2 separate regions of the Mus musculus genome follow, and region 2 is linked to region 1. Evidence: chromatin loops called from intact Hi-C (ENCODE). Cell type or tissue: heart. All regions are shown on one strand. Links, peaks and the distances in the headings refer to the core of each region. The heading gives the core; the rest is flanking DNA.

Region 1 (10,888 bases), core at 1,391-9,390:
GGAAAACTGACTATGTCCATAGAAACAGAGACCTCAACTTGGCTGGTGATAAAATATAAGCTTTAATTAAAAAAAAAAAAAAATACTGTGCTTACACTAGGAATTTTTTTTTTTTTGGTTTTTCGAGACAGGGTTTCTCTGTACAGCCTAGGCTGTCCTGAAACTCACTTTGTAGAGCAGGCTGGCCTTGAACTAAGAAATCTGCCTGCCTCTGTCTCCTGAGTGCTGGGATTAAAGGCATGCGCCACCACGCCCGGCGGAATTTTTCTTTTCTTTTTTTTTTTTTTTTTTTACTTTTATAAAAAGATAACCTATGGGCCAGCAAAATGGCTCAGGATGTAAAAGCACTTTCTTTGAAGCCTGACAACTTGAATTTGATCCCAAAACCTCCGTGTAAAGGTGGAAGGAGGCACAGAATCATAAAATTACCCTCTGAACCCCCCGCCCTCCTGCATGAACCCTCAACATGCACACACATGCTGCCTCGCATGTGCGCGTGCACACACACTCACACACATGTTCTCGAATGTGTGCACGTGCACACACAACCCATATATACATACTAATAACTAAAATAATAATTACAAAGTACATTTTTAAAAGCACGTGAGTGGGGCACTGTAGGTCATGTTTATGGTTCCAGCTATTGAGGGTAGAGGCAGGAAGTTGTTGAAACTCAAAACCATCTCCAGCTACACAGTGGTTTTTACACCAGCCTGGATAACTTACACAGCTCCTATCTCAAAAACAAAACACACTAAATAAATAAATAAATAAGATCACAACAAATAAATAAAAACAATTTAAAGCTGTCACACTGTCACCAGGAAACACCCCCAGTTAGACGGGAACTGCTTCCATGTCTGCTCAGGCCTCACTACCCAAGAGGGAAATGTGCATTTTGTCATAACAGCCAAATGGAAAGAGACAGAAGGACAGACTTGGAACGGAAGGGCATTGTGTATGCCTGGATGAAGGTGGAGGCATAAAGTGGAAAACTTCAAACAAGAAATGAAAGTCCCTAAAAAGAGCGGTTCTCTCGGAACTCCGTTCTCCATAGCCAAACAGCTGCCGCTACACGGCCTAACAGATGAGCAGAGGATAGGAACTACAGTATGGTGACACTCTCGTGGCTGTTGACAACAACCAGAATGCAAACAGCCACACGACGTGGGCCAGCCCTCCCTTGCTACCTACCCAGTGTCCCTAAAAAGCAGAAACAGCAAGCAGGTAAGTTCTGAGGACACTGAGCCCCCTCCAAAGCTATCTCTAGCACACCATGTCACCGCCAGACTCCACTACTGACCATGTGACCAGACCTCAGCCTCTGCCTTCCTGAACTGAGCTTTTGAGACTCATCTAGACTCATCTTAAGTCGGAGCAGAGAGCCGCATCACTGGGTGTTTGAGGAGAACCTCCTAAGAGGAAAGGACAGAACGGAACTGAGAAAGAAGGAACCCAAAATATGCAAACAGGAGGAAGGCAACAGAAAACGATGAAGAAGGGTCTCATTTTCATAAGACACTGAAGGGTGAAATTCAAAAGAAAATCAAATCATCTGCACCAGATTTTAGAAACTGAAAATTGAGAGCAAACTCAAAAAGTCTGTGTGTTTCGGTGGCAGTCCAGAGACGCAGGGGCAGCTCCCAGGGGCCAGAGAAAGGACAAGGGAGAAGGGAGGACTCACTGCTGTTGAATGTCCTGAGACAGGATCTATCATCTGTCAGAGTTGGAAGGGAGTTCCTCTTAGGCAACGTTAAAAAGATATAAACAAGAATACAGTAACTCCAAAGGAAAACATTGTTCCATAAAGGAAACCCAATAGAGCCTCGGGCAGAAATGGCAGGTGCAAGGTCATAGCAATTATGCTTTGAGTATTACTTTTAATAACAATATACTTTAATGATGTGGGACAAAACCAGGACAGGAAAGAGTAATAAGACACACCTCCCCTTCCACAGCACGGAGACTGAAGAACTCTTAAATATCAGAGCAAATGGCATAAGCCTGTTATTAAGAAATACAGAGGTAATGACAATGGAAACAACTTTAAAAAGTTCAGCCCTGAAAACAAACATGTCGGTAACATTATACAGACTGAGCAGGTTTTACACACACACACACACACACACACACAGACACACACACACATACATACATACATACACACACACACAGACACACACACATACAGACACACATACACACACACACATACACACACACACACATACACACACACACACATACATACACACACACACACACATATATATACATACACACACACATACATACATACATACACACACACACACACATACACACACACACACATACACACACACATACATACATACACACACACACACACACACACACACACACACATATATTGTACTGGCTAGTTTTGTGTCAACTTGACACAGCTGGGGTTATCACAGAAAAGGGAGCTTCAGTTGAGGAAATGCCTCCATGAGATCCAACTGTAAGGCATTTTCCCAATTAGTGATCAAGGGGGAAAGGCCCCTTGTGGGTGGGACCATCTCTGGGCTGGTAGTCTTGGTTCTATAAGAGAGCAGGCTGAGCAAGCCAGGGAAAGCAAGCCAGTAAAGAACATCCCTTCATGGCCTCTGCATCAGCTCCTGCTCCCTGACCTGCTTGAGTTCCAGTCCTGACTTCCTTGGTGATAAACAGCAATGTGGAAATGTAAGCTGAATAAACCCTTTCCTCCCCAAATTGCTTCTTGGTCATGATGTTTGTGCAGGAATAGAAACCCTGACTAAGATATATATATATATTAATGAAAATGGCCATGGGTTTGAAAGATAGCAAGAAGGGGTAATACACAAAAGTTAGGAAAGAAAGGGATGGGGAAATGATGGAATTATATTATAACCTCAAAAAAAAAAAAACCAGAAAAAGTAAAGTTTTTAAAGGTTCAAAGTAGTTGTTCCTATAGGAAAACCGGAAGTTCCTATAGGAAAACCGAAGTCTACAGCAAGACAGGCTGTAGTTAGATGTAGAGAAAATGTAGACATAGCCAACTATTCAAATTATATCTGTAGTCCATTTTGATAAAGAAAAGAAGCTTCATTAAATAAATAAATAATAGTGTTCAGAGTTTAAAGACAATTCCTTAGAGAAGCTGTAATAAACTAATTAAGAGATTTTTTTTTTCCAGTCACTTGCCTTCTTCTTCTTTTTTTTTTTTTTTTTTTTAGATAAGCTCTTACTGTGTAGCCATGGCTGAAACTCCCTATGTAGATCAGGTTAACCTGGAAGTCGAGAGACCCCACCTTCCTCTTCCTCTGCAGTGCTGGATTAAAAGGTGTGCACCGCCGTGCGCAGGACGTTTCTTGACACATTAAAAGGGAGAAATCACTGTAGTGACAGGAGAGGACTGGGCCCCTGAGGGAGGAAGGTCCAGAAAGAAGTAGAGAATGAAGTCTGGATCCAGCCTTGCAAGTCAGGACAAAACTACAGGCAGCAGTTCCTTCTGCTCGGGAGTGGAGGTCAGAGGAGGGGAGGGGCCAGGAATATATAAAGTATACAGAAGTATAGAATATGTAATGACCAGAGATAAACATCTCCAAAGCATTCTGATTTAAGCTCAAATCTAAGTTCACTGTGTGAGTGTGTGTGTGAATGTGTGTGTGTGAGTATGTGTTTGTGAGTGAGTGTGTGTGAGTGTGAATGTAAGTGTGTGAATGTGTGAATGTTTGTGAGTGTGTTTGTGTGTGTGTGAGTGTGTGTGAATGTGTGTGTGAATGTGTGTGAGTGTGTGTGAATGTAAGTGTGTGTGTGAATGTAAGTGTGTGTGTGAATGTGTGTGAGTGTGTGTGTGTGTTTACTAGCTCCATATAAAATACACACTGTTTTCAGGAGCTGTCCCCACCTCAATTAAACTACCAATAACTGCAAAGAATACAGGCTCTGCCTGGTGGATTTCGAATTGAAACTGTGAAACAAGATGAGGAATAAATATCTTCTTTGCCTAATGACAGACCTAATGGTTTCATGGTTTGAAATACCTAGCTGATCAATTTGGAATTAATGTAAGCACAGTCTGTTTGTAAAACACATCAACACTCAACACACTAATGTTACATTCCTTCCAGGAGGAAAAATAGTCATTATTCCCCATGAAAAACACAATCTTAGTGCTAATGTTTTTTAAATCTGTTTTTGTCTCTCCTACATTTAAGCTGGAAAGCAATTCTCCCAGAAATTGCATTTTCCACAAAACATTTCAGATTCATTTCGGCAAGGTTCAAGAAGAGTGAGTGAGTTAACAATAACCAAAAGCAAGCACTGAGTTGCCACTTAAATATCGGACTGCATTCAACATTAAAGTTATTCTTGTCATTGATAGAGAAGGGAACTTTAATTTGAAAAGTTTGAACACAGGTGATATCAATACATCCCAATCTTTGGTCTCACAAACTATTTTCAAAAGACATTATAATTAAATGATTTCAGCTAATCAGTAACTTAGAACAAAACGCACAGCAGAAAGACCCAATTCCGCAAGCCTGTGTGTGCACTCCTTCCTTCATAGCTCAGTAAATGTTTGTTTGAGCAAGAGGCAGCTCCAGGCACAGTTTTGGAAGAACAGCCAGCTGAGATAATCATCACTTCACCCTCTTAGCCCCTGAGAACTCTATTAGAAAATAATTCCCAGAAAAATGCAACTTATAAGGACCATGAAAATAGAAACTGTGTTGGTGTCGCCTTTAAAACCATACAAGTTAAATCAGAGCTTGCTTATAAAAGTGCAGAAACATGTGTTCCAAATTACCTGATTTTGACTTCAGGATGACTTGAATGGTGTGTCCATCGTTGGTGACTTCACAGTCCCGGCACACCACATAATTTGGAGACAGGCGGACATCCAGCAGTGAGGGGTCATACCTGGCTTCTCTGGAGTTTAGGTTGATAGGTGACTGGTACTCCCCATTAGCATCAGGAAACACTAAGCCCCACTCAACACCTGAAGACAAAATGAGACTAGGTTGGATTTTTTTAAGGTTAATGACAGTAAAATATAACACAAAAATCTCATAATCCTTAACATTATAGCTGTGACTATCATCTGTATGTAGATGAAATATAAGAAATGTGTGTGGGTTTTTACATTCATTACGTGAGTGATCTGTTGTTAAATATCACACACAAAATCCTCTACTGTCTGTGCATACAGACGCTTTGATGTAGGGATCTAAGAAACTTATGCCATCTTGAAGTGACTAGAAAAAAGATACCTCAGAAATTTCTTCTGCTCATCAGTTCAATTATGTGCAGTACTGGGAAATTTCCTCAAAGCCCCACATGCTCAGAGACAACAGAAAACCTGTAACGCTAATGAGCGCCACTTGTTTAAAATGCAAATACAGTGTCCCATACATATTAGTTCTTTTGCTCTTTTCTCCGTGTATACAGGAAACATGGGCGGGCACTAATGACTATTCGAAGCCCTGGATCTGCGAAGACAGATTTAGAAAACTCTTTTTAAAGTCCCCAAGATCCAGCCTGCAATTCGGGACGGTTTTTCTGAAGTGCGTTTGGTTATACTTCCCAAGACTAGAAAGCAACTCGGTTGCACGTCTGCTCCAGGCTGGGAGATGTGGCTGCCTGGGTGCAGCAGGTGCGAACAGCACTCAGGCAGCCACGGAGGGGCAAGTGGGGGACCGCGTGGGGCGTAGCAGCCGCGACAGCGGCCCCACGAGCCTACCTTCCTCGTAACCCCACTCCACGCCCTCCTCCTCCTCCTCTTCCTCGTCTTCCTCCTTCTCGGGGAAGGCGACTGCATCCTCAATGAAGCTCAGGTCAGCCATGGGCAGCTCTGCGACACGGGTGCGGGAGCGGCAGGCGCGGGGCTGGGGACCGCACTGAGCGTGGCAGTCCCCGCGAGCGCGAGAGGCAGCGGTCCGGCGCAGGCTTGCGCGTTTTAAGGTCGGTGGGGGCGTGTCTGACTCGAGGACACGCCCCCCGCCCTACACTCCCACCTACACCCCCTCTCACCCCACAATCGGGACAGGCAAGCCTGCGAAAATCAAACTGGGGCTGCAGCAACACGGGAAGCCTGCTGCACCCAAGTCCTAATACCCTTTCAAAAGCCTGGAGACTCCAAAATCCGCCCTGTCTCCCGTGCTCCCCTTGCTCCAAACAATTTTCCCAATGGAGTTGCCTTGCTTTGGGAACGGGATTGAGACCGGGAACCCAACAAGACTCCCTGGTCGAATGGTTTATTGGCCATCGTTTACCGGTCAATTTTGTTGGGGTTTGGTTTTGTGAGACTGGGTCTCAAGGAGACCAGGTTGGCTTCAAACTCCTCCCAGTGGAGAAGCGGATGACCTTGAACTGCACAGGGCTCGCTCCACTTTGCAAACACTGGGCTTGCAAGAATGCACCACCACCATGGGGCCAAGCGTGGTGGTGGCAGCTTATCTGAGCGAGTTTTACTTTTTAATCCGTCCTTAAAACACAGGGAAAATGAATATGGATTTTATTTTTCCCAAAATAAGTCCAACAAACATTTCACGAAAAATAATTTAGCAACTAGACATAGGTATAGTTTGAGAAATTTTTACTAAATATATTTCAAAGACAATGAAATGGGGTGTTTGGTTCCACTTTCTAAGTCTGGGGTGCTGCTGCAGGCTCACCTTGCTGTGGACACCGCTCCCAAGCGCCTCGTGAAGTCGCGCAAATAATGAAATGCACACACATTACGAAACAAACAGGAACTTTCCCCGATCCAAAGAGGTCAAGTCGTTACCCCTGAAGCGTGTGTCCCAACCTCAGGCTAATGCTTCATCCTGGTGTTCCAGCCCTGTTCAGTAACCCCTAAGCTCCTTTCCTCCACGATAGCAGATATATTTGCATAGTAAGTTAGTACTCAGGCCTGCAGTATGCTTTGCCTTTTACATAGCCCATGCACACTCCACAGTGTCTGTGAGATTAATGGATGCATCGAGTTCCTCAAACAGGGCGGGGGTGATTGATTAGCTGGGAAATTTTAAGGTGCCGGGTTGCTATCCTTTACTGCCTGTTGGGGCCTTAACTTAAAAAATAAATATCGTATCACGTCTTCAGGAAGTGGATGGAGGCTAAGGAGAAAAACATCAGTTGACCTACTCCTCCACTGTCTGAAGAAAAACAAAAAACAAAAACAAACAAACAAACAAAAAACCTCCTGGACAGCTGCAGCACCCACATGGCCTGTGGGTTTCAGGGTGTGTGTGTATGTTGTTGTTTTTTTTTTTTTTTAATTAGGTACTTTCCTCATTTACATTTTCAATGCTATCCCAAAGGTCCCCCATACCCACCCCCCAATCCCCTACCCACCCACTCCCCCTTTTTGGCCCTGGCGTTCCCCTATACTGGGGCATATAAAGTTTGCAAGTCCAATGGGCCTCTCTTTCCAGTGATGGCCGACTAGGCCATCTTTTGATACATATGCAGCTAAAGACAAGAGCTCCCAGGTACTGGTTAGTTCATATTGTTGTTCCACCTATAGGGTTGCAGTTCCCTTTAGCTCCTTGGGTAATTTCTCTAGCTCCTCCATTAGGGGCCGTGTGACCCATCCAATAGCTGACTGTGATCATCCACTTCTGTGTTTGCTAGGCCCCGGCATAGTCTCACAAGAGAGAGCTATAACTGGGTCCTTTCAGCGAAATCTTGCTAGTGTATGCAATGGTGTCAGCATTTGGAAGCTGATTATGGGATGGATCCCTGCATATGGCAGTCACTAGATGGTCCATCCTTTCGTCACAGCTCCAAATTTTGTCTCTGTAACTCCTTCTATGGGTGTTTTGTTCCCATTTCTAAGAAAGGGTAAAGTGTCCACACTTTGGTCTTCGTTCTTCTTGAATTTCATGCGTTTGGCAAGTTGTATCTTATATCTTGGGTATCGTAAGTTTCTGGGCTATTATCCACTTATCAGTGAGTACATATTGTGCGAGTTCCTTTGTGATTGGGTTACTTCACTCAGGATGATACCCTCCAGGTCCATCCATTTGCCTAGGAATTTCATAAATTCATTTTTTAATAGCTGAGTAGTACTCCATTGTGTAAATGTACCACATTTTCTGTATCCATTCCTCTGTTGAGGGGCATCTGGGTTCTTTCCAGCTTCTGGCTATTATAAACAAGGCTGCTATGAACATAGTGGAGCATGTGTTCTTCTTACCGGTTGGGACATCTTCTGGATATATGCCCAGGAGAGGTATTGCAGGATCCTCCGGTAGTACTATGTCCAATTTTCTGAGGAACCGCCAGACTGATTTCCAGAATGGTTGTACAAGCTTGCAATCCCACCAACAATGGAGGAGTGTTCCCCTTTCTCCACATCCTTGCCAACATCTGCTGTCACCTGAGTTTTTGATCTTAGCCATTCTGACTGGTGTGAGGTGGAATCTCAGGGTTGTTTTGATTTGCATTTCCCTGATGATTAAGGATGTTGAACATTTTTTCAGGTGTTTCTCTGCCATTCGATATTCCTCAGGTGAGAATTCTTTGTTCAGCTCTGAGCCCCATTTTTAATGGGGTTATTTGATTTTCTGGACTCCACCTTCTTGAGTTCTTTATATATATTGGATATTAGTCCCCTATCCGATTTGGGATAGGTAAAGATCCTTTCCCAATCTGTTGGTGGCCTTTTTGTCTTATTGACGGTGTCTTTTGCTTTGCAGAAGCTTTGCAATTTTATGAGGTCCCATTTATCGATTCTTGATCTGTCATTGCTGACGAAGTCCATGCAAAGGCTGGAGAGAATCTCTATAAAAAGATACCTGGGTCATTCTGAATTCAACATTAATATTCCCCTATGCCCTTAAACGAGCATACATGTGATATTGTGGCCATTTTTGTCTGACCTCTGACTGCATTTAAAGTACATGAACATGGAAGTGTTTACCAAATCAAATGACATCAGACTATCCCTGACAATTAAATTTTTCATGAGTAAATGGTGTGCCATATTTATTATAGACAGGCTGAAAAATTGAATTGTTACTCTTGAGGTTTGCAGCCAACAGCGTCACATATAGCAAGAAGGCATTGCTACTCAAAAATATGGCTTCCTGTAAGACAAGCATTGGTTTGGCTCATATCATTTTGTTCTGGACTTTCAAGCTTATTTGTATAATATAACTCCTATAAGCAAGCAAACAGTAACTCCAGCTACATAGACATGAGCCGTTTTGCTCTGCAACCAAATATTCAATTACCATCCTTAATTGCTTTGAGACTGTGTGCTTCGTATGCTGCTAATTATTAACACCTTAAGACCTCTCCACAGATCCCCTGCTATATTGCCACCAAAGATTGCATTATTAGCTCTAGTTATTATAAAATTCTGTCATCAGAAAATCTAAACACAGATCAAAGATATAGGCCAATTCTTTAATTGACAAAATAGAACAAGCACACCCAAACCCAATATCAGAATCTAAACATATCCATGCTTCACATTAGGAACAGAAGTATCTCCTGACTCTGGGTCTCTCTTAAGTTACTATGGTATTTGAGACTTTGTCTTCATTTGCTCACACTTAGTGTTTGCATACCTGATGTCAAACCAGATCAGCAGAACATTCTCTTAACACTCGGATCTTATCACAAAGTACCGATTGATATAAGCATGGGTCCCTGGAAGGGGCAAGCTCCACTAGATATCACAGGAACAGAGAAAGTAGGGTCCCATCTCAGAGATTATCAATACTCTTGTCCTCCCAGTCAATCTTCCTTGTCCTTTGTCTGCCCTATCAAGACTTGCTAAAGTGCATTGATGAGGTTGGGTCCTGGAGTGATCATGTCTAACTGTCACCCTCTCACACTGCATGCTCCTTATCTTCTTGGAGTACCTTGACAGTAGAGCTGGCTTGTCTGTGGCAAATGCTCTCTAGGCAGATCTTCATTCTGGATCTTCAGCAGCAATGAAAGTGGAAGACCCCAAAGGAAGAAAACACACTTCTGTCCTAAGGAAGTTACAATTTCCCTGTTACAATATCATGAGTGCATTTCATGTTACTTTATGCAATTAGCTCCTCTGCTCTCTCCTCCCCCTCCCCCTTCCCTTCCCCCTCGTCCCTTTGGTGGTCCTCTTCCACCTCACAAATATCTTCCCTTCTGCATCCATGCCACACATCTTCCCTTAGGCTCCTTTGTCGCCTCCCGCTCCTAGCCTTCAAGCCTCTCCCTCTCTCTGATATCCTACTTCATGTCCCATATGTGTGTGTGCCCATGCGCACACACACACACACACACACACACACACACACACACTCCTCACATAAGACAAAATGTTTATCTTTCTGGGTCTGGTTTATATGTCCATTTTACTATAGTTGTCATAATTTCATTCTTCCTTATACCTGACTAAAATTCCATAAAAAGTCCATTGTGTACATGTACATTTTCCCTATCCATTATTTGTTGGTAGGCATTGAGTCCGGTTCATCTCCTCGGTGTTGTGAAAAGGGAGGGGGGGGCAGTAATAACCTTGTAGGTACAAGTATGGCTGTGGTGTGCTGGCTTTGAGTCCTTCTGCTGTGTACCCAGAGCTTGTATAGCTGCATCAAATGATAGTTCTATTTTTAGATTTTTTTTTCAAGGAGTATGCATACTGACTTTCATAGTGGATGTACTGTCCACACCAACAGTGTGTAAGTGTTCCTCTCCAAGACCAGCACAGACACAATGATGTACAACTGTATCACAGCACTGGGGAAGCAAAGACAGGCAAATGGGCAGGGCTTGCTGGCCAGTCAGCCTAGCCTACTTGACAAACTCTAGGCTGAATACCATAGATGACACCAGAGAAATGACACCCTAAGTTAACTTTAGCTTTCGTGTCCACCTGCACACATACACGCACGCACGC
Region 2 (10,888 bases), core at 1,465-9,464, 48 kb before region 1:
ATGGTCAGTCCATGAAAATATCCCTAGACATCAAGGACACAAGAGTTTCCAGGTCACACAGGTGAAAAACACATCATGCCAGGACAACTAGGAGCCCAAAAGAAACACTGGGAAGCTTGGCTTCAGGTCCTCCTAGGCTTTGACACATGTCCCCTTCCCAGTATCACCCTGTAACAAACTGTAACTGGTAACTTTAGCAGCTATTCAGACTCCCATATGTCCTTCTAGAGAGTTATCAAGCCTAAAGATGGCCATTGGGAATTCATATAAAACCATTTTACCTCATTTAAATAATGATTTACCTTATATTGAATATCCTGGAGGATCTCAGTCACAGCCTTCAAGCCAACATGTTCCTTCCCGATCTGAAACGCACAAAGCATAAACACATTTTTCATGCTTAGCTTTTACCCAAAGTAACTACAAGAAGCAAGGCCCCAGTCCACCTGAATGAACTTCTTGGAAACTAAATTACTTTCCTATTTATGCTCATACCAATAACTATAGGTAAGGCTTGAACAATATAATACCTGAGAACTTATCAAAATTCATGTTACTATAGATATTTATCATTTATGATGTCATAGGCAATATATAAAACCATAAAAGCTTCTATAGAAAAATAGCATAAGTAGTTGTGAGTTAAAGTTATGCAATATATATCTAACGTCTTGCCTATCTCTCTAATTAGCCTTGAAATGTGGTCTGTAGACCAGACTGGCCTCAGACATCTGCCTGCCTCTATCTCTGCCTCCTAGGTACTGGAATTAAAGGCATACATCACCATGCCCAGACCTTTCACTTTTATTTATTTACCTATTTTGCCCTGTATTCTTGCTTTTGCCATTTAGAGAGCATTGCCATAAAAATGTAATCAAAGTTGAAATTCTTCTTTAACTCAGAAGTGGATGTATTGTTTCATAAGTTAATATCAAAATTAAAACATCTCTGGAGTATTGCTGATCACTATTCAATAGCCTTTTCTTCATGGTTTTCAAAGCTTTCATATAATATATATATATATATTACATGATACATATTTATATATTATTTATAAAATATACATTTCTACTTTAAATATGTGTGTATGTTTAAAGTAGTATTCCAAAACCTGATACTTGAAATAAGTTTCTGTCAGTTATGTCCTTGTCTTTGTAAATCTCTAGTGACATCTAACTGCCACTTTGAGCCTCTCTCCAGTGGCCCTGACAACAGCGAGGAAGAGCATCAGACATCACCTCGAACAGACAGGCACTGCTGTGCTAGGCTTTTTCTCTTTACAATATGTCTGCAGACTGACCTGCAAGAAGCTACAGTAGCTGGCAACAATGCGTACCTTTGTTTCTTTAACATTAACTGTGAAATACGCAAGAGAAAGAAACAATGAAGAATGGCTGCTAGTCTAGTCAGCTCAACGTAATCAAAAACTTTCCTGAGAAGGGCTCTAAAAACAGAAAATAACATTTCTAGAGCTTAAGTAAACAAGCCCCCTTTAATAACTAAGTGCTTCCTTTAATAAATTGCCCTTGGTTATGGTGTCTCTTTACAATAATAAAGCAATAACTAACACAATATGATAGATGATAACTATTACAATACATATTATTGTAAATATATGCATGAATGTGCACGCCAGGAGCCTTCCTTGATCATCGGGAGAAATGGCATTTCCTTATGTTCATGGTTTTAGGAGGAGGAGGCAGCTCTTAGAGGCATGAATGTCTAATTGGGATCCATTTTCCCTTTAGGAATCTCCTGTCAGATCATAAACTCTGAGAAGAGTCCACATCAGAACACTGTAAAGCCACACAATACAGTGGTCCAGCGGTGAGCTGGACACACAGCACTGACCAGCCTACTTCTGTTTCTGACTCTGTCACATTTGAGCTCCGTGATCTCAGACTAGTTACTTTACCCCCTCTGTCCTCCTTGCTGTCTTTTTGAAGTTTTCAGCTCTAAGAGGTCACTCTCTCTGATCAAACCTTCACACTCACCCAGCCCTCTCCTTTGTTCTCTCCCTTTACTGTGTTAGCAGCTGACATACTCAGCCCCTTGATTCATCCTTTCTCATTAAATTGAATGACATCTTTCTATCTTTCAGCTCTCCCATCCCTTTATCCCCCAAAATCGCCTACTCTCCAATTGATCATCACAATCTACTGCATGTCCTTCCTCTTATGTGGAGGAGACTAATACCTCATATGCTGTCCCACCCAGGCCATGCCATCCAGCCTTAAGTGGGCTTGCTGCACACACCCTTATGTGGGTTTATTATCTCTCTCTCTCCTGGCTGTTTCAAAGCCGAACCCTACGTGCAGAATCCTCTTACTCTGCAATACTGCTTTGCATGTTTCAGAATAATAAAGAACCCCAAACACGAGCTTCCGTCACTTCCTGACCTGTCTTCACCTAAGAACGTGGCTGCTGTGTGTGAGGCCTTAAATCCAAGCAGCCACTCCACACCCTCCCTTCTCCTTTAAGATGCCTTTGTTTGAACCACCCCCTCTCTCCTTCCCTTCTCTGTATATTCTAAACTGTGTCTGCACTAGCTCGCAGACCTCAAACCCACCACGGACTCTACTCCTTTGGTCTTCTCTTGCTTGAGTCAAGCCTTTAGAAATAACTTCAGCCCCCACTGCCCCCACTTCCTACTCTGGGGCTCCATTGCTGTGGCCCAAGGCGCCAGCCTGGGATGTGGAAACTTCAGCCCCTTTCTCCTCTGTTTCCTCTGACATTCATCAGCCACTCCTGAGTCTTTCCTCATAGCAAGTGCATGGAGGTGAGAATATCTGCATATATTCTGGGCCTTTCTGTGGCCACAAGCTTGCTCCTAGAAATGTTGGGCTGGTCCCAGGGGGGGCTAAGTTTTCAATCCAGGGCCCCCCTCAGTCCTCAGTTCATTATACATATTCAGTATCAGACAATGGTAACAGTAAACAACCATACCTAATAAAACCCCAAATCCACCAAGTCTGACCAGGAAGCTGTTCCCATCTCCCCAACAAACGACGACACCCCAAACGACGACATCTTGTTTATTTGTGCTTCTAAGTTTATTATCCTTATTCTTATTCCTAATGTCTTCCACTGCCTTACCTTTGCCCAACTTGATACTCCACTCCCCTTTCCAGGTTGCAGAAAAAAGTCTTTCTAAATTAATTCTTCAATACAATGAAAATTAAATACATTTACTGTCAACAGTTTGACATTTCTTTCTACATATAATGGTTGTAAAACTAAAGGAATATTGAGCTGTGCCTATGTAGACATGAAGTAGAGATGGGGAGAGAACTCCATTTCAAATGCAAGGAGGTGCTTTAATTCTGTCCATGGGCCTTAGTTGCTCTTCTTCCAGACCAGAAGGCTGCTAAGATTCCCAAGGACCGTTTCATCTCTACTAAGTCCTTCAGCATACCATGAAGCTGAGGACAAAGTTTAAAACTCACCTTAGGGTATCTTTTAAATCTCTACTTCATGGCACATGGTACCATTTTATGCATTTATGCATTTGCTAAACCGTGTTAGAGTCACTGTGGTCACAGAGATCAATGCCCACTTAGACTGGCTAAATCTGCCATGGTCTCAGCCTATCTTTATCATTGTTTTCTATAAAGCATTTCAAATCATCTTTGAGTGAAAATTATTAATAACAAAAAGACAAGGTGACTCACTACATGATTACAGTGTTGATTTTTCTTAGATTTTTGTAGTGAGCTTGGGTCTAAAAATTTTTTCTGAAATTCTTTTTCTTAAATAAAATGAAGTCTGACTTCAGGAGATATTTTCCAAATTGTTTCTCCAAAGGCCCCAGATACCACTCTGAAGAAAACATCTGATAAATAAATGAACTATTTTATACAAGAAATATAGCTCAACTCTTGAGAACTGACTGTCAAATTATGAGCATTTATATGTGTTTAATTTGACCTCTAAGCAATAAAATTGAGAGTTTAAAAAACTATTCCACACAATGACTAAGGGAAAACATCTTCCCACAGCATAACCTCACAGCAGACAATTTACCTGAACAAATAGTGCAATGATGGCGATACCATGGGGCTTCCCAACCGCCTCATCGATGCTGCCAAACAGTGTGGAATTCCAGTGGATCAGGTGGAGCTGCAGGCACAAGACAGACCGACCACATCACTTAACACACTACTCAGACAAGCAGGCAGTGTCTACCCCCCTTGCAGAACAAACATGGTATCAAGCGTAAAGGGAGATCAAAACCAGTCGGAAGCAGACTACCGCCCCAGGAGAAGCTGTCTCAAAGAGCGCTTCCTGTGTATCTCTGTTCCGCTCAATGGGACTCAAGAATGATTTCACACGGGCTGAGCATCATTAAATCCTAGCCCAGTGGGTTGCCATGGAGCAAAACTACAGGTCTAGAGGCAAACACCATTCCTCACAGGAAGGACGGAGGCAGGCTGTGTGTGGCTCGGTGGTGGAGTGGTAGTATACGTCAACCCTTGCACCAACAGTTTGGGAGATTTGGATTAGAACCTGTATCACTGTCCAGCGGTTCCAGTACAAAGCTGCTCTCAAAATCTGGCAAATTGTCTCAACCACCTGAGAATACCCAGAAACAGCAAATATTGGGCAGGGGAAAGGAGCTTTTTAAAAAACTTATGGTAAAGTAATGAATGCAGATGCACATTTCTAGAAAAAGACCACTTCCGTGACTACCGATAAAACCTCATCTGTGAAGCAATGGCAGGCAATGCTGAGGAGCCGGTGCTCTCACCTCACAAAACTGTTTTCAGACATGCTTTCTAGATCATGCACCTGTGCCTATAGCTCCCACACACACAGCAAGTAGCCAAATCGTGTCCCCCACATGACCTCCACAAGTTTCCCCCTCTCTACCCCTCACACCTCCCATACCACCCACACAAAATAAATAAATGAAAATTGAAGCACTTCCTCGTTTCAAAAGCAATTCTCACCAGAAACAAAAGCACGCCTCAAATGTGATCGTTGTACATTTTGGGATCTTGAAATTTCCAAGAGAGACTGAAATAGGGAGTGCCTAAAGTTTGCTTTCCTGTGCCTGCTCTTGGGACTCTTCCTACAGTTGGGTTGCCTTGTCCAACTTCAATATGATTTTTTGTTTCATCTTATTGTATTTTATTTTGTAATGTTCGGTTATCGTTGTCTCTTAGATGTGTGTTCTAATGAGAAACAAAAGGGGAGTGGATCCAAGTGGGAAGGAACTGGGAAGAGAAGAGGGAGGGGAACCTATAATCAGAATACATTGTAAGACGAGAGTATATTTTTGAAAAAATTAAAACACCAACTGACCACTAGAGGGAGGTAAGGAAGTCAGTAATGGACTGAAGAACCGAGGCCAGGCTGCACAGCCTCACTGGGTCTGTAAGTGTCCAGTATTAATTCTCGAGGCCCTGCCTTTCTGAATGCAGCCTCACATCAACTCCCAGTTAACCACAAAATGCTGAATAATTTTGTTCTTTCTTCTGTGAGTGCAGCAATGGCTTTCCAAAACCCCATGGTGCAGATAAGGGATAGTGGGTCCCGCTTCATCAACAAAGCTCTGAGCCCTCCATCAGAAGGGATTTTATTCATCATATCACACACTTTGATGACATTTTCTTCCCATAACAGTATTATGGGACACTTTTTTCCAGAAATGAAATATTAAGAAACATTTTTAAAGTATGACTTTTTGCCTTCCGTTTGGCATGTGGAGTCTGGCCGAGTCATTACTCACACCTGCCCCCTCAGAATTTGGCAAATTCCTTTAAGCACTTTAACAACCCTAAGACTCCCCACTCTCTATGTGTGCATAGCACACGGTAGCTGTTTCAGGAAGTACAGCACACGGAGCGGGTAAAGGGGGACGTCCTAGTAAAGGAGCCCAACAAAACCACACGATCCAGCCCAGCTCACAGCTTGTCACACGGACAGTAGGTGTCTTGATATGCAATGAAGATGGCACTGTGCCTCTGGGTTCCTCCTCCCAGCAACCCTTCATAACAATGTAATCGTGACTGGAATGTCAGGCACAACACCTGGCCAGGACATCTCAGAACTGTCAAAACCATCGAGTAGAAAATGAGAAAATGTCACGGGTAAGGGAAGCTGAAGAACTAAAGAGTGTTAACAGTGATAGGATTTCATAAATGAGATTTAGAGACAGAAGGAAATTCCATAGAAATTCAGGGACTATGAATGAGATATAGACTTAAGAATGTATCCATGTTGGCCCACTAATTCTAACCGATGTATGTCGATAGGAGAAAATGCTATGTGGCACACAGAAATGTCTTAGATTATGTTCATAATTTTTCTGCAAATCTCAAGCTGTTGTAAAAATGGTGATTTGTTGTTGCTGTTGTTGTTGTTTCCCTTAAAGGAAAATAAGGGAAACCCTAGCATTTCAGCCATTCCAAGATAAAAACCTACAGCAGCTCTCTGTGGTCTCCACATGTCAAACACAAGAATTCAAACTAGAGCGGTCGCCATCTTGGTCCGGGACCCGCCGAACTTAGGAAATTAGTCTGAACAGGTGAGAGGGTGCGCCAGAGAACCTGACAGCTTCTGGAACAGGCAGAAGCACAGAGGCGCTGAGGCAGCACCCTGTGTGGGCCGGGGACAGCCGGCCACCTTCCAGACCGGAGGACAGGTGCCCACCCGGCTGGGGAGACGGCCTAAGCCACAGCAGCAGCGGTCGCCATCTTGGTCCCGGGACTCCAAGGAACTTAGGAATTTAGTCTGCTTAGGTGAGAGTCTGTACCACCTGGGAACTGCCAAAGCAACACACTGTCTGAGAAAGGTCCTGTTTTGGGCCTTCTTCTTCGGCCAGGAGGAGGTCCAAATACAAGATATCTGCGCACCTTCCCTGTAAGAGAGCTTGCCAGCAGAGAGTGCTCTGAGCACTGAAACTCAGAGGAGAGAATCTGTCTCCCAGGTCTGCTGATAGACGGTAACAGAATCACCAGAAGAACAATCTCTAAACAGAGTCAACTATAACTACTAACTCCAGAGATTACCAGATGGCGAAAGGTAAACGGAGGAATCTTACTAACAGGAACCAAGACCACTCACCATCACCAGAACCCAGCACACCCACTTCGCCCAGTCCAGGGAACCCCAACACACCTGAGAACCTAGACCTAGATTTAAAAGCATATCTCATGATGATGGTAGAGGACATCAAGAAGGACTTTAATAAATCACTTAAAGAAATACAGGAGAACACTGCTAAAGAGTTACAAGTCCTTAAAGAAAAACAGGAAAACACAATCAAACAGGTAGAAGTCCTTACAGAAAAAGAGGAAAAAACATACAAACAGGTGATGGAAATGAACAAAACCATACTAGACCTAAAAAGGGAAGTAGACACAATAAAGAAAACTCAAAGCGAGGCAACACTAGAGATAGAAACCCTAGGAAAGAAATCTGGAACCATAGATTTGAGCATCAGCAACAGAATACAAGAGATGGAAGAGAGAATCTCAGGTGCAGAAGATTCCATAGAGAACATCGGCACAACAATCAAAGAAAATGGAAAATGCAAAAAGATCCTAACTCAAAATATCCAGGAAATCCAGGACACAATAAGAAGACCAAACGTACGGATAATAGGAGTGGATGAGAATGAAGATTTTCAACTCAAAGGTCCAGCAAACATCTTCAACAAAATTATTGAAGAAAACTTCCCAAATCTAAAGAATGAGATGCATATGAACATACAAGAAGCCTACAGAACTCCAAATAGACTGGACCAGAAAAGAAATTCCTCCCGACACATAATAATCAGAACATCAAATGCACTAAATAAAGATAGAATACTAAAAGCAGTAAGGGAAAAAGGTCAAGTAACATATAAAGGCAAGCCTATCAGAATTACACCAGATTTTTCACCAGAGACTATGAAAGCCAGAAGAGCCTGGACAGATGTTATACAGACACTAAGAGAACACAAACTGCAGCCCAGGCTACTATACCCAGCCAAACTCTCAATTATCATAGAGGGAGAAACCAAAGTATTCCACGACAAAACCAAATTCACGCATTATCTCTCCACGAATCCAGCCCTTCAAAGGATAATAACAGAAAAAAACCAATACAAGAACGGGAACAACGCCCTAGAAAAAACAAGAAGGTAATCCCTCAACAAACCTAAAAGAAGACAGCCACAAGAACAGAATGCCACCTTTAACAACTAAAATAACAGGAAGCAACAATTACTTTTCCTTAATATCTCTTAACATCAATGGTCTCAACTCGCCAATAAAAAGACATAGACTAACAAACTGGCTACACAAACAAGACCCAACATTTTGCTGCTTACAGGAAACTCATCTCAGAGAAAAAGATAGACACTACCTCAGAATGAAAGGCTGGAAAACAATTTTCCAAGCAAATGGTATGAAGAAACAAGCAGGAGTAGCCATCCTAATATCTGATAAGATTGACTTCCAACCCAAAGTCATCAAAAAAGACAAGGAGGGACACTTCATTCTCATCAAAGGTAAAATCCTCCAAGAGGAACTCTCAATTCTGAATATCTATGCTCCAAATACAAGAGCAGCCACATTCACTAAAGAAACTTTAGTAAAGCTCAAAGCACACATTGCGCCTCACACAATAATAGTGGGAGACTTCAACACACCACTTTCACCAATGGACAGATCATGGAAACAGAAACTAAACAGGGACACACTGAAACTAACAGAAGTGATGAAACAAATGGATCTGACAGATATCTACAGAACATTTTATCCTAAAACAAAAGGATATACCTTCTTCTCAGCACCTCATGGTACCTTCTCCAAAATTGACCACATAATAGGTCACAAATCAGGCCTCAACAGATTCAAAAATATTGAAATTGTCCCATGTATCCTATCAGATCACCATGCACTAAGGCTGATCTTCAATAACAAAATAAATAACAGAAAGCCAACATTCACATGGAAACTGAACAACACTCTTCTCAATGATACCTTGGTCAAGGAAGGAATAAAGAAAGAAATTAAAGACTTTTTAGAGTTTAATGAAAATGAAGCCACAACGTACCCAAACCTTTGGGACACAATGAAAGCATTTCTAAGAGGGAAACTCATAGCTATGAGTGCCTTCAAGAAAAAACGGGAGAGAGCACATACTAGCAGCTTGACAACACATCTAAAAGCTCTAGAAAAAAAGGAAGCAAATTCACCCAAGAGGAGTAGACGGCAGGAAATAATCAAACTCAGGGGTGAAATCAACCAAGTGGAAACAAGAAGAACTATTCAAAGAATTAACCAAACGAGGAGTTGGTTCTTTGAGAAAATCAACAAGATAGATAAACCCTTAGCTAGACTCACTAAAGGGCACAGGGACAAAATCCTAATTAACAAAATCAGAAATGAAAAGGGAGACATAACAACAGATCCTGAAGAAATCCAAAACACCATCAGATCCTTCTACAAAAGGCTATACTCAACAAAACTGGAAAACCTGGACGAAATGGACAAATTTCTGGACAGATACCAGGTACCAAAGTTGAATCAGGATCAAGTTGACCTTCTAAACAGTCCCATATCCCCTAAAGAAATAGAAGCAGTTATTAATAGTCTCCCAGCCAAAAAAAGCCCAGGACCAGACGGGTTTAGTGCAGAGTTCTATCAGACCTTCAAAGAAGATCTAACTCCAGTTCTGCACAAACTTTTTCACAAGATAGAAGTAGAAGGTATTCTACCCAACTCATTTTATGAAGCCACTATTACTCTGATACCTAAACCACAGAAAGATCCAACAAAGATAGAGAACTTCAGACCAATTTCTCTTATGAACATCGATGCAAAAATTCTTAATAAAATTCTCGCTAACCGAATCCAAGAACACATTAAAGCAATCATCCATCCTGACCAAGTAGGTTTTATTCCAGGGATGCAGGGATGGTTTAATATACGAAAATCCATCAATGTAATCCATTATATAAACAAACTCAAAGACAAAAACCACATGATCATCTCGTTAGATGCAGAAAAAGCATTTGACAAGATCCAACACCCATTCATGATAAAAGTTCTAGAAAGATCAGGAATTCAAGGCCAATACCTAAACATGATAAAAGCAATCTACAGCAAACCAGTAGCCAACATCAAAGTAAATGGAGAGAAGCTGGAAGCAATCCCACTAAAATCAGGGACTAGACAAGGCTGCCCACTTTCTCCCTACCTTTTCAACATAGTACTTGAAGTATTAGCCAGAGCAATTCGACAACAAAAGGAGATCAAGGGGATACAAATTGGAAAAGAGGAAGTCAAAATATCACTTTTTGCAGATGATATGATAGTATATATAAGTGACCCTAAAAATTCCAACAGAGAACTCCTAAACCTGATAAACAGCTTTGGTGAAGTAGCTGGATATAAAATAAACTCAAACAAGTCAATGGCCTTTCTCTACACAAAGAATAAACAGGCTGAGAAAGAAATTAGGGAAACAACACCCTTCTCAATAGCCACAAATAATATAAAATATCTCGGCGTGACTCTAACGAAGGAAGTGAAAGATCTGTATGATAAAAACTTCAAGTCCCTGAAGAAAGAAATTAAAGAAGATCTCAGAAGATGGAAAGATCTCCCATGCTCATGGATTGGCAGGACCAACATTGTAAAAATGGCTATCTTGCCAAAAGCAATCTACAGATTCAATGCAATCCCCATTAAAATTCCAACTCAATTCTTCAACGAATTAGAAGGAGCAATTTGCAAATTCATCTGGAATAACAAAAAACCTAGGATAGCAAAAACTCTTCTCAAGGATAAAAGAACCTCTGGTGGAATCACCATGCCTGACCTAAAGCTTTACTACAGAGCAATTGTGATAAAAACTGCATGGTACTGGTATAGAGACAGACAAGTGGACCAAT

What was found. A loop is a pair of places that touch in the nucleus more often than their neighbours do. Peaks named below come from ENCODE experiments on the same cell type or tissue, not always from the same donor. Only the 100,000 strongest peaks of a DNase experiment are listed, where the experiment ranks them.
Region 2: it touches region 1 in a loop (2.3-fold over the local background); 4 of 42 quality-filtered maps call a loop at or near these places.

What each region holds. Positions count from the first base shown.
Region 1 is chr4:8,233,118-8,244,005 of GRCm38, forward strand. It overlaps Car8 (carbonic anhydrase 8), which reads right to left and starts at 5,924. Exons shown (of 9, transcript NM_007592.3): 1 at 5,735-5,924; 2 at 4,802-4,993. The coding sequence starts at 5,837. In heart, for the core only: no CTCF peak of the experiment used is centred there; a DNase peak (open chromatin) is centred at 5,874; H3K4me3 peaks cover 1,362 bases; H3K27ac peaks cover 1,015 bases.
Region 2 is chr4:8,185,274-8,196,161 of GRCm38, forward strand. Car8 (carbonic anhydrase 8) reads right to left here. Exons shown (of 9, transcript NM_007592.3): 4 at 4,024-4,119; 5 at 303-365. Among named protein-coding and RNA genes, the nearest start is that of Car8, 48 kb to the right of the region's middle. In heart, for the core only: a CTCF peak has its summit at 5,301 (motif pointing right); no DNase peak of the experiment used is centred there.